Linked DNA regions of Homo sapiens: region 2 is linked to region 1. Evidence: read pairs that join two places in POLR2A ChIA-PET (ENCODE). Cell type or tissue: PC-3. All regions are shown on one strand. Each heading gives the region's core, and the rest is flanking DNA. Links, peaks and the distances in the headings are about the cores only. Region 1 holds the start of ZER1 (zyg-11 related cell cycle regulator). Region 2 overlaps PTPA (protein phosphatase 2 phosphatase activator).

What was found. ChIA-PET counts read pairs that join two places held together with the same protein. Peaks named below come from ENCODE experiments on the same cell type or tissue, not always from the same donor. Only the 100,000 strongest peaks of a DNase experiment are listed, where the experiment ranks them.
Region 2: POLR2A ChIA-PET joins it to region 1 with 11 read pairs; 2 of 35 experiments call an interaction of 5 or more read pairs at or near these places.

What each region holds. Positions count from the first base shown.
Region 1 is chr9:128,770,742-128,776,108 of GRCh38, reverse strand. ZER1 (zyg-11 related cell cycle regulator) reads left to right here and starts at 4,182. Exons shown (of 16, transcript NM_006336.4): 1 at 4,182-4,528. It overlaps LOC124902282 (a long non-coding RNA gene), which reads right to left and starts at 4,775. Exons shown (of 2, transcript XR_007061804.1): 1 at 4,561-4,775. RefSeq lists enhancers at 3,091-3,817, 4,546-4,595 and a silencer at 3,886-4,355. In PC-3, for the core only: no CTCF peak of the experiment used is centred there; no DNase peak of the experiment used is centred there; H3K4me3 peaks cover 1,708 bases; H3K27ac peaks cover 1,255 bases.
Region 2 is chr9:129,123,513-129,128,879 of GRCh38, reverse strand. The region is part of intron 3 of PTPA (protein phosphatase 2 phosphatase activator); the gene reads right to left. Among named protein-coding and RNA genes, the nearest start is that of PTPA, 15 kb to the right of the region's middle. RefSeq lists an enhancer at 1,112-2,034. In PC-3, for the core only: no CTCF peak of the experiment used is centred there; a DNase peak (open chromatin) is centred at 3,209; H3K27ac peaks cover 829 bases.

The DNA of each region.
Region 1 (5,367 bases), core at 118-5,117:
GGCAGCATTTTGTTGGGGCTTGCTTTTTTAAAAGTAAAAATTTTAGAGGCAGGGTCTCCTTCTGTCACCCAGGCTGGAGTGCAGTGCACCATCATGACTTACTAAAGCCTCAACCCTCTGGGTTCAAGAGATCCTCCTGAGTAGCTGGGACTACAGGCATATGCCACCATACCTCACTAATTTTTAAATTTTTTGTAGAGACAGGATCTCACTATATTTCCCTTGCTCGTCTCAAACTCCTGGATTCAAGTGACCCTCCCACTTTAGCCTCCCAAAGTGAGAGCTTGTCTTTCTTTCTTTCTTTCTTTTCTTTCTTTCTTTCTTTTTTTTTTTTTTTTTGAGATGGAGTTTCGCTCATGTTGCCCAGGCTGAAGTGCATTGGCGCCATCTTGGCTAACCACAAACTCTGCCTTCTGGGTTCAAGTGATTCTCCTGCCCTAGCCTCCCAAGTAGCTAGAACTACAGGCATGCACCACCACACCCAGCTAATTTTTGTATTTTTAGTAGAGACAGGGTATCACCACATTGGCCAGGGATGGTCTTGATCTCTTGACCTCATGATCCACCAGCCTCGGCCTCCCAAAGTGCTGGGATTACAGGCATGAAGGCATGAGCCACTGTGCCCAGCCATTTTTTTTTTTTTTTGAGATGGAATTTCGTTCTTGTTGCCCAGGCTGGAATGCAATGATGCCATCTCAGCGCACTGCAACCTCCACTTCCCGGGTTCAAGAAATTCTCCTACCTCAGCCTCCTGAGTAGCTGGGATTACAGGCATGCGCCGCCACGCCCGGCTAATTTTGTATTTTTAGTAGAGATGGGTTTTCTCCATGTTGGTCAGGATGGTCGTGAACTCCTGACCTCAGGTGATCTGCCCGCCTCAGCCTCCCAAAGTGCTGGGATTACAAGTGTGAGCTGCTCTGCCCAGCTCGCTCTTTTCTTTTTTCTTTCTTTCTCTCTCTCTCTTTTTTCTTTCTCTCTCTCTTCCTTCTTCTTTTCTTTCTCTCTTTTCCTCTCTCTCTCCTTCCTTCTTTCCCTTCCTTCCTTCCTCCCTCCTTCCCTCTCTCTCTTCTTCTTCTTCTCCTCCTTTCTTTCTTTTTCTTTCTTTCTTTCTTTTTCTTTCCTTCTCTCTTTCCCTCTTTCCTTCCTTCCCTTCTTTCTTTCTTTCTCTCTCTTTTTTTCCTTTCTTGTCTTTCTCTCTTTCCCTCTTTCTCTCTCTCTCTCTTTCCTTCCTTCCTACTTTCTTTTTTTTTTTTTGAGACAGAGTCTTGCTCTGTCACCCAGTCTGGCCTCAGCCTCCCAAGTACCTGGGACTACAGGCAAATGCCACTACGCCTGGCTAATTTTTTTTTTTTTTTTTTTGTATTTTTAGTAGAGACAGTGTTTCACTATGTTGTCCATCTTGTCTCAAACTCCTGGCCTCAAGTGATCCGCCCACCTGAGCCTCCCAAAGTGCTGGGATTACAGGCATGAGCCTGGGGCTTGCTTTTCTATGCAATGTGACAAACTCTGCCTTTTACTTAAAGTGTTTAGACCCTTACATTCACTATGATTATTTTCCTGGTTTAATCTAAGCCCATTTTGCTATTTGTTTCTTTTTTTTTTTTTTTTTTTTTGAGACGGAGTCTCGCTCTGTTGCCCAGGCTGGAGTGTAGTGGCGCCATCTCGGCTCCCTGCAAGCTCCGCCTCCCAGGTTCACACCATTCTCCTGCCTCAGCCTCCCGAGTAGCTGGGACTACAGGCGCCTGCCACCACACCCGGCTAATTTTTTTGTATTTTTAGTAGAGACCGGGTTTCACCATGTTAGCCAGGATGGTCTCGGTCTCCTGACCTCGTGATCTGCCCGCCTCGGCCTCCCAAAGTGCTGGGACTACAGGCATGAGCCACCGCGCCTGGCCTGTTATTTGTTTCTTATTTCCTATTTGTTTTCTGTTTTCTTTCTTTTTCTTTTGTTTGAGACAGAGTCTCACAGTGTTGCCCAGGCTGGCGTGCAGCGGCGTGATCTCCGTTCACTGCAACCTCCGCCCCCAGGGTTTAAGCAATTCTCCTGCCTCAGCCTCCAGAGTGGCTGGGACTATAGGCACATGCTGCCACACCTGGATAATTTTTTAAAATTTTTTATTTTAGTAAAGACAGGGTTTCACCGTGTTGCCCAGGCTGTTCTCGAACTGCTGAGCTCAGGCAATCAGGCCACCTCAGCCTCCCAAAGTGCTGGGATTACAGGCGTGAGCCACCAAACCGGGCTTTTTTTTTTTTTCTTGTGAAACAGAGTTTCACTCCTGTTGCCCTGGCTGGAGTGCAATGGCACAATCTTGGCTCACTGCAAACTCTGCCTCCCAGGTTCAAGCGATTCTCCTACCTCAGTCTCCCAAGTTCCCAAGTAGCTGGGATTACAGGCGTGCGCCACTATGCCCAGCTAATTTTTGTATTTTTAGTAGAGACGGGGTTTCACCATGTTGGCCAGGCTGGTCTCAAACTCTTGACCTCGTGATCTGCCTGCCTTGGCCTTCCAAAGTGCTGATATAACAGGCTTGAGCCACGACGCCTGGCCCAAGCAATGTATTAATATGAGAGTTCCCATCTAGCCATATCCTCGTCAACATTTGTTATTGTCTCTCTGATGATGTCCATCTTAAGGAGCATAAAACCGTACCTCCCCACCTCCTGGGCTCAAGCAATCCTCCAACTTCAGCCTCCCGAGTAGCTGGGACTACAGATGCGCACCACCATGCCCTGCTAATTTTTGTAGAAATGGGGTCTCCCTATGTTGCCCAGGCTGATCTCCAACTCCTGGGCTCAAGCCTCAGCCTCGACAACCCCATCTGCTGAGATTATAGGTTGTGAGTCACTGTGCCAAGCCCAACAGCTTTTTTAAGGATTCAAGACTGTACGAACATAGTTGTAGCTGGTCAAAGATTAAAAGGTGCTATGCAAGAAAAAAGAAATCCACAAAATTAGTTCTTGGAATGGAACTGAGGCACCTGTCAAGAAAGGGTTCCTCAAGAAAGGAGCATCTAGCTAGGGTGTGGTAGCTCACGCCTGTAATCCCAGCACTTTGGGAGGCTGAGGTGGGCGCATCACCTGAGGTCAAGAGTTTGAGACCAGCCTGCCCAACATGGCGAAACCCCATCTCTACTAAAAATACAAAAATTAGCCAGACGTGATAGTAGGCGCCTGTAATCCCAGCTACTTGGAGGCTGAGGCAGGAGAATTGCTTGAACCCGGGGAGTCTGCAGTGAGCTGAGGGCCATTGCCCGCCAGCCTGGGCAACAAGAGAGAGAAACTCCGTCTCTCAAAAAAAAAAAAAAAAAAGAGAAATCCAGAGAAGAAATGATGGTGTTTTGAGATGGAGTCTTCCTCTGTCGCCCAGGCTGGAGTGCAGTGGTGCGATCTCAGCTTACTGCAAGCTCTGCCTCCTGGGTTCAAACGATTCTCCTGCTTCAGTCTCCTGAGTAGCTGGGATTAGAGGCGCGCACCACCACGCTCGGCTAATTTTTGTATTTTTAGTAAAGACGGCGTTTCACCATGTTGGCCAGGCTGGTCTCGAACTCTTGACCTCAGGTGATCCGCGTGCCTCGGCCTCCCAAAGTGCTGGGATTACAGGCGTGAGCCACTGCGCTCGGCCAGAAGGAACTGGTTTGACAGGATCCTTAGGACTTGGAGACTGGACGAGGGGCCCAGGAAAATGTAGGGGCCGAGGTCGCCGCCCAATTTCCCATTTGGAAGCTCGGTTGCCTGGTGGCGCATGCCCTAGATGGAGGTTAGGAGCACCTTTTGGGGGACGGTGATGACTGCGGGTTGACACGCGAGTGTGAGCCACCCGTGGAGAACGCAAGACATGTTCAACAGGGCGCTGGATGGAGGGGGCTGGCGCCCAGAGTCAGTCCTGCTATTCAGCAGTGTTGGGCTCAGGTGAACCGCAGCGCCAGGGCGGGCACCGATCCTAGGGTCCCACGAACAGGCCCCTCGGAGGCCAGGGAGAGCCCTGAATGACGCGTTCTCTCGGGTGGCCTGGGGGGGGCATCCCGCGGCTTCCTCCACCGGCGTAACGTGCCGGGCCCGGGGAAAGGAGCCGCCCGCCGGTCCCCGGAACCTTCTGCCGCCGCCGCCCGCGTTAGCCGCGGGACGGGTCGGGGGAACCCGATCGCTGTTGCTAAGGGGCGGCCCCGGAAGTGACGCGCCCCGGGTTTGTTGACAGCGGAGGCGGCGGCGGCTGCAGGCTCCGAGCCGTAGGAGCCGGATCGGGGGAGGGGCCGGGCCCAGGAGCCTCAGCCCCGCCGGCAGCCCTAAGGGCAAGGTAACCGCCACGGGGTCCCCGTCGCGACCCCCTCCCTCCCGGAGCTCCCGTCCCCGGGATCCCAAGCTCCGCCCCGCCGACCCCCGTCTCCCCTGGACCCCGGCTCTAGCCTGACGAGATCCCCAACCTCCTGAGGTGCTCTGGCCCCGGATTCTCCCGGGCTGCATTCTCTGCTCCTCCTCGCCTGCGAAGCATCACGTCCGCTTCCCGACGCTGAGGGCAGCCCCGTCCAGGGTAGGTCCCGGACCCCGGGCCAAGGGACGTACCTGCGTCCTCCTCCTTCGCCTCCTGCCTACGGGGCCTAAGCATCGCCGCTGCAACCACTCTCTGAGGTCCATCTCCGCCAGTGGTGGGAGGGTTCCTTTCTCTATCCCTGCCGCCAGGTCTGAGAATCGTGTCTTTAAAACTGAGCTCCCTTCCTCCAGAAAGAAAATGACGCTCTGTCGTTTGCCCCTACAAGATGGGGGATCGGTGTAGGGCTGAAAGGGCCACCCTCTGCCCCTCCTACCTGTTGGATGAGCTTAAGTTCCCCCAGAGAAGTGCTTAGAAGCTCAAGGACGACTTGGATTCTGGATCAGCTCCCAAAAGGGATGACACAAAGTATAGGGAAATCCAACAGGGTGAGGTTGCAACCGGAGGGCCAAGGGAGCCCGACAGGTGAGTTGATAGTGAAACTGACTGTGCTGGCCACTATAGCTCTCTGGGTGGAACTTGTCTTGGCTGCTCTTTGACCGAAAGAGCCCAAGATTTCCAGTCTTTGCCTGTGTTTGTCAGTCCATTCGTTTTGTTTTGTTTTGTTTTTCTTTAAATAGAGATGGGGTCTCACTATGTTACCCAAGCTGGTCTCGAACTCCTGGGCTCAAGTGATCCGCCCGCTCCAGCCTCCAAAAGTGCTGGAAATACAGGCATGAGCCACCGCGCTCAGCTAGTGCATTTGATTTTTAAGGGGGAGGGGAATGGAATGTCTGATGTCTTGGGAAAATCCTTCCATATATGATCTTTCACAGAATGTTTCTCTTCAGACTTCAAACTGGTTAGGATGAGCATAAAAGCATAGCCTTGAAAAGGGTCAC
Region 2 (5,367 bases), core at 260-5,259, 350 kb before region 1:
TACTGGGAACTCTCCCCCATCCCTCTTTCTTCCCCACTGTTCTGAATATGAAGGAGGGTCAGGAGAGCATGATAGGCTTTCCAGAGAGGGAAGCACACTAGGCTGATGGGACAGGGACGGGGTGGCTTTAGCACCTGGTTTCTGTAGGCAGCCTACCCATGGGCTGCTGCTATAGAGAAGCTAACTCCAGCCCTGACATCTTTTTAAAAAGACTTTATGGAAGCCTTTTGTTCAGTATGCAATACCTACTCATCATAAAAAATAGAAATATAAACAGAAGAAAATGAAAATGACCAGTAATCCTGCCACCCAGAAATACACTAAACTTTTTTTTTTTTTTTTTGAGACAGAGTTTCGCTCTTGTTGCCCAGGCTGGAGTGCAGTGGTGCAATCTCGGCTCACTGCAACCTTTGCCTCCCAGGTTCAAGCGATTCTCCTGCCTCAGCCTCCCAAGTAGCTGGGACTAAAGGCGCACACCACCACGCCCAGCTAATTTTTGTACTTCTAGTAGAGATGGGGTTTCTCCATGTTAGTCAGGCTGGTCTCAAACTCCCGACCTCAAGTGATGCACCTGCATCGGCCTCCCAAAGTTCTGGGATTACAAGCGTGAGCCACCGTGCCTGGCCTACACTAAACATTTTAACATACCCTTCTGTGTTATCTTCTCATAGTGTTTTACATGGTTTAGCATGGTGGGCCTGGATTCAAACCCCAGCTAAAACACCATTTAGCTGCTGTGAGACCTTGAGCAAGTGACTAACTCTGAGCCTCTCAGTTTCTTCGTCTAAAAAATGGGGCTGATGATAAATACCTCCGAAGGTGCACAGTGCCCGGCGCGGGGTAATGGTATGCATTCATCGCAGGACACACTCTGCTTTGCAGCCTGCTCCTTTTCCTCATGAACCTCATTCCACATCTACATATAAACATAATCTTATGACAACTTTTACTAAGTGAATAACATTTCATCGTGCCACTGCATTATAATTAATTTAATTCCTCACTGTTAAATGTTTGGGTTATTTCCACCTGTTTCACTACCTATTTCATACACAATGCTATGGTAAATCAGCTTGCAACTCAATCTTTGTGGAAATGCCAGATCATCGTGTGCAATGCTTTGTAGGGTGGCAGAGTTTGAGAGCCCATCCCCCTACACCTTTCCCACAGAAGACAGGGACCAAGAAGTAGAATCGGAGTCAGAGGTGCGGGCAGCATTGGCACATAAAATGTTACTCAATGAAGAAATCGGGTGGCTGTCTATCCAACCCAAAGATCAGTTAGAAGGTGCTCCTTCCAGGTTGGCTTTTAGAAATAGCCCAGCACCAGGGCCGGTGGAAAATACAACGCGGAGGCTATCTGCAGCCATTCAGTCCTGAGAAAAGAGTCCCTGCCAGGAAGTGGATCTTGCCTGTGTCTATGGAAACAAACGGCATAAGAAACTTACAGGAAATCCTGGCACTGGGTAAGAACTAGCAGGGTGATGCCCACATGAGAAGTTGCGCCTGGGAGGGCAAGGCAGACCAGGCCTGCCATGTGCAAAGACTCAGCCAAGAGCTATGTATGTACCTGGGGAGAGGCAGGCTTAAGCTAATGAAACAGGCTGGCCATGCCCCCAGCTGCATATGTGAAACCGGCCCTGAGTGCTGCTCTCTCTTATCTCCCCTTTATCTAGGCTTGGGGCATGGGAGGACAGAAAAAGTAGCCTGTAAGAGGATAAATTTCCCTTTACACCTGGCTAAGGCAGAGGGCTAGGATGGCATAAAGCTGCCTTGCTGAAATGTGAGAGCGCTGCCAGAGCCTGGCTTTGTGAAAAACCAGGAATGGCTGATAAGCACAGGCCAGACCTAACCCATGCAGAAACGGGGGCTTACAATGGATGGCACAGTCATCTTGGCCCCAGGAAGCACTAGTCAGCCCCAGATTCCCCAGGGATCTCAGTCTTAGGCGAGGCACTGAAGGGGACAGAGAAGACGGAGTCACAGGAGCCAGGCCCCAGCTGCTAGCTCAGCTGGGCCAATGAATAATTCAAAGGCTCCCAGCTCCTCTTCAGGAGAGGGCTTTTTGAATGTTGTAGGGGCTGCCTCTATTGTTTGCTGTGTTGGGAGAGAAGGGCTGAAAGAAAGGGAACTGGGGCTGAAACACCTTCGAGGCACAAAGAACAACTCCAGCTCTCCCATTCTCCCTAGGCCAGTGTTTCCTTTTTGGATTTCAAGGACCAGTAAAATCTTCCCTAACATTTTACTGACCATTTTTGAATTTTGCCCCCTTGTAAGTTTTAAAAAAGCAAACAGAACAACAACAACAAAAATAAATCTCTTATCACATTTATTTTGCAAAAATCGAAAATGTTAACCCCCATAAGAGGAGGACAGGCATCATTTAAAATAAGAGCTAGCTGGCCAGGCACAGTGGCTCACGTCTGTAATCCCAGCACTTACGGAGGCCAAGACGGGCAGATCACCTGAGTTCGGGAGTTCGAGACCAGCCTGACCAACATGGAAAAACCCCATCTCTACTAAAAATACAAAATCAGATGGACATGGTGGCACATGCTAGTCGGGAGGCTGAGGCAGGAGAATCGTTTGAACCCGGGAGGCGGAGGTTGTGGTGAGCCGAGATCGTACCATTGAACTCCAGCCTGGGGAACAAGACTCCATCTCAAAAATAAAAATAAAAATAAAAATAAATAAATAATAAAAAAATAAGAGCTAGTTTTTTTTTTCTTTTTGAGACGAAGTCTCGCACTGTCGCCTGGGCTGGAGTGCAGTGGCACCATCTTGGCTCACTGCAACCTCCGCCTCCCGGGTTTCAAAGGATTCTCCTGACTCCACCTCCGAAGTAGCTGGGACTACAGGTGCCTGCCGCCACGCCCAGCTAACTTTTTGTATCTTTAGTAGAGACGGGGTTCCACCATGTTGGCCAGGCTGGTCTTGAACTCCTGACCTCATGATTCACCCGCCTTGGCCTCCCAAGGTGCTAGGATTACAGTCATGAGCCACCGCGCCCAGCCAAAAGCTAGCTTTCTATGCAACAACACTATTGAAAATTAGAACTGACTAATGCCTAATGGTAACAATAGCTAATAACAATCGAAGTATTTATTTAGTATGTGTTAGGCGCTATGCAAAAGACAACCACTACTCGTGGGATCTCAGTGAATTTTCCCCAGGGGGCCATGACTAGTCTGCTGACTCTTACCACTCTACAGATGAGGAAACAGAGGGTCAAAAATGATTCACAAGTTATGAAACTAGCCAGCTGGACTCCAGAACCCAAGCATGTAACCACACTGCAATCCTGCCAAAGTACAGCCCTTGAGCTAAGACAATACCTGGGCCGGGCGCAGCAGCTCACGCCTGCAATCCCAGCACTTTGGGAGGACAAAGCACCTGAGGTCAGGAGTTTGAGACCAGCCTGCCCAACATGGTGAAACCCCGTCTCTACTAAAAATACAAAAATTAGCCGGGTGTGGTGGTGGGCGCCTGTAATCCCAGCTACTCGGGAGGCTGAGGCAGGAGAATCGCTTGAGCCTGGGAGGTGGAGGCTGCAGTGAGCCAAGATCATGCCATTGCACTCCAGCCTGGGTAACAAGAAAAACTCAAAAAAAAAAAAGACAATACCTGCTTGGTGTGGATGGCTACCATCAAAGCCACGGGCAATTAGGGGACTTGGCAGCTAAGGATTTGCTGGGGTAATTACAACCTTCCCCTTTAATTAGCCTTCCTCCACGACATTCCTGGCCCACTGAGCACAGCTGAGCATCCCTCACCACAGGCTCCAGGAGGAACCCCCTCTTTCCCCAGCCATCCTGCACCCAGAGCCTCAGTCCCAAAGGACTGAGTGAGCCCAAAAGGAACCCAAAAAGCCACTAATGGGCCTGGCTCCCAAGGGAAGGCTGTCTACCAGAAGCACAGGCCTGGTTCTCCTGAAGTGGACAGAACAGGACCTAGGTCACCTAATAGCCAGACAGGCCCAGCAATAGGCAGCTCTGCCAGGGGCCGGGTATGAGGGTGAGGCACACAGTGTTAATCTTGGGGCAGGTGGAAAAACTGGGCCAGGGCAGGGCTACATCTTACCCAACAGGTCCAAGGCTGTGGCTAGAGAGCTGGGTAGGCCAAAGTAAAGGGAGGCCCTTCAGGCCCTGGTGTCTGAGATAAGAGACTCAAGGTGGGACATGAACCCAAGAGGCTCCTGGAGGCCTAGGTCCTAGCCCTGGGAGACAGCATCCAGCAAAAGCAAACAGCCAGTAAGGCCACACCTGCCAATCAGTATCTGCCTCCCCTCAGCTCTTGCCCTCTCTACACAAACAAAACTATCTCTGAAACAACGTCCAAAAAGCACCCACCAGGCAGTGTGAACCCAAACGCAAAAAAAAAATGCATGTGCCCTTTGACTCCACATTTCCACGTCTAAGAATGAATCCTTCGGAAACAAGGCCCACAGATCTATGTGCGGGGATGCAATGATATGCGAGGAGCAATGTTTACCAAGACAACCTAAAAGTCTGAAGATGGGCTGTTTAAATAAATGAGGGGCCAAGCTTGGTGGCTCACATCTGTCACCCCAGCACTTCGAGAGACCAAGGCAGGAGGACTGCTTGAGCCCAGGAGTTCAAGACCAACCTGGGCAACATAGTGAGACCCTGTCTCTATATTTAAAAAAAAAATAAAATAAGATAAATAAATGAGGGCACAGCTCACTGCAGGAGAAGAGAAGCTCTTGCTTTCCTGGGTGACCACTGTCAGGAGGGGCTGCCCTGGAAGCTGGGTATGAGAAACACAGGGAGAGATCAGCTCTGCTGTGAATGTCATACACATGTCTATTACTGATCTCTCCAGTGAGCACATTTACTGTTTTGTAATCTGTTTTAATTTCAAGTTATATAAAAACACCAGGCCAGGCGCAGTGGCTCATGCCTGTAATCCCAGCACTTTGGGAGGCCGAGGCAGGCAGATCACCTCAAGTCAGGAGTTTGAGACCAGCCTGACCAACATGGAGAAACCCCGTCTCTACTAAAAATAAAAAATTATCCAGGTGTGGTGGCACACGCCTGTAATCCCAGCTACTCAGGAGGCTGAGGCAGGAGAATCGCTTGAACCCAGGAGGCAGAGGTTTTGGTGAGCCAAGATCGCGCCACTGCACTCCAGCCTGGGCAACAAGAGCAAAACTACGTCTCAAAATAAAAAAAAAAGAAAGAAAAAACCAATTAGCAAAAATACTAACTACAAAACAGCATATTTACCTTGATCTCAATTTTATAAATATCCATCTATTCACAGATTTCAAAAATTAGAAATATAGATATGAAAATGTGAAGTGCACATGTATTTGGGCGATCTTATTTTCTGCTCTGGCCCCGTGGTG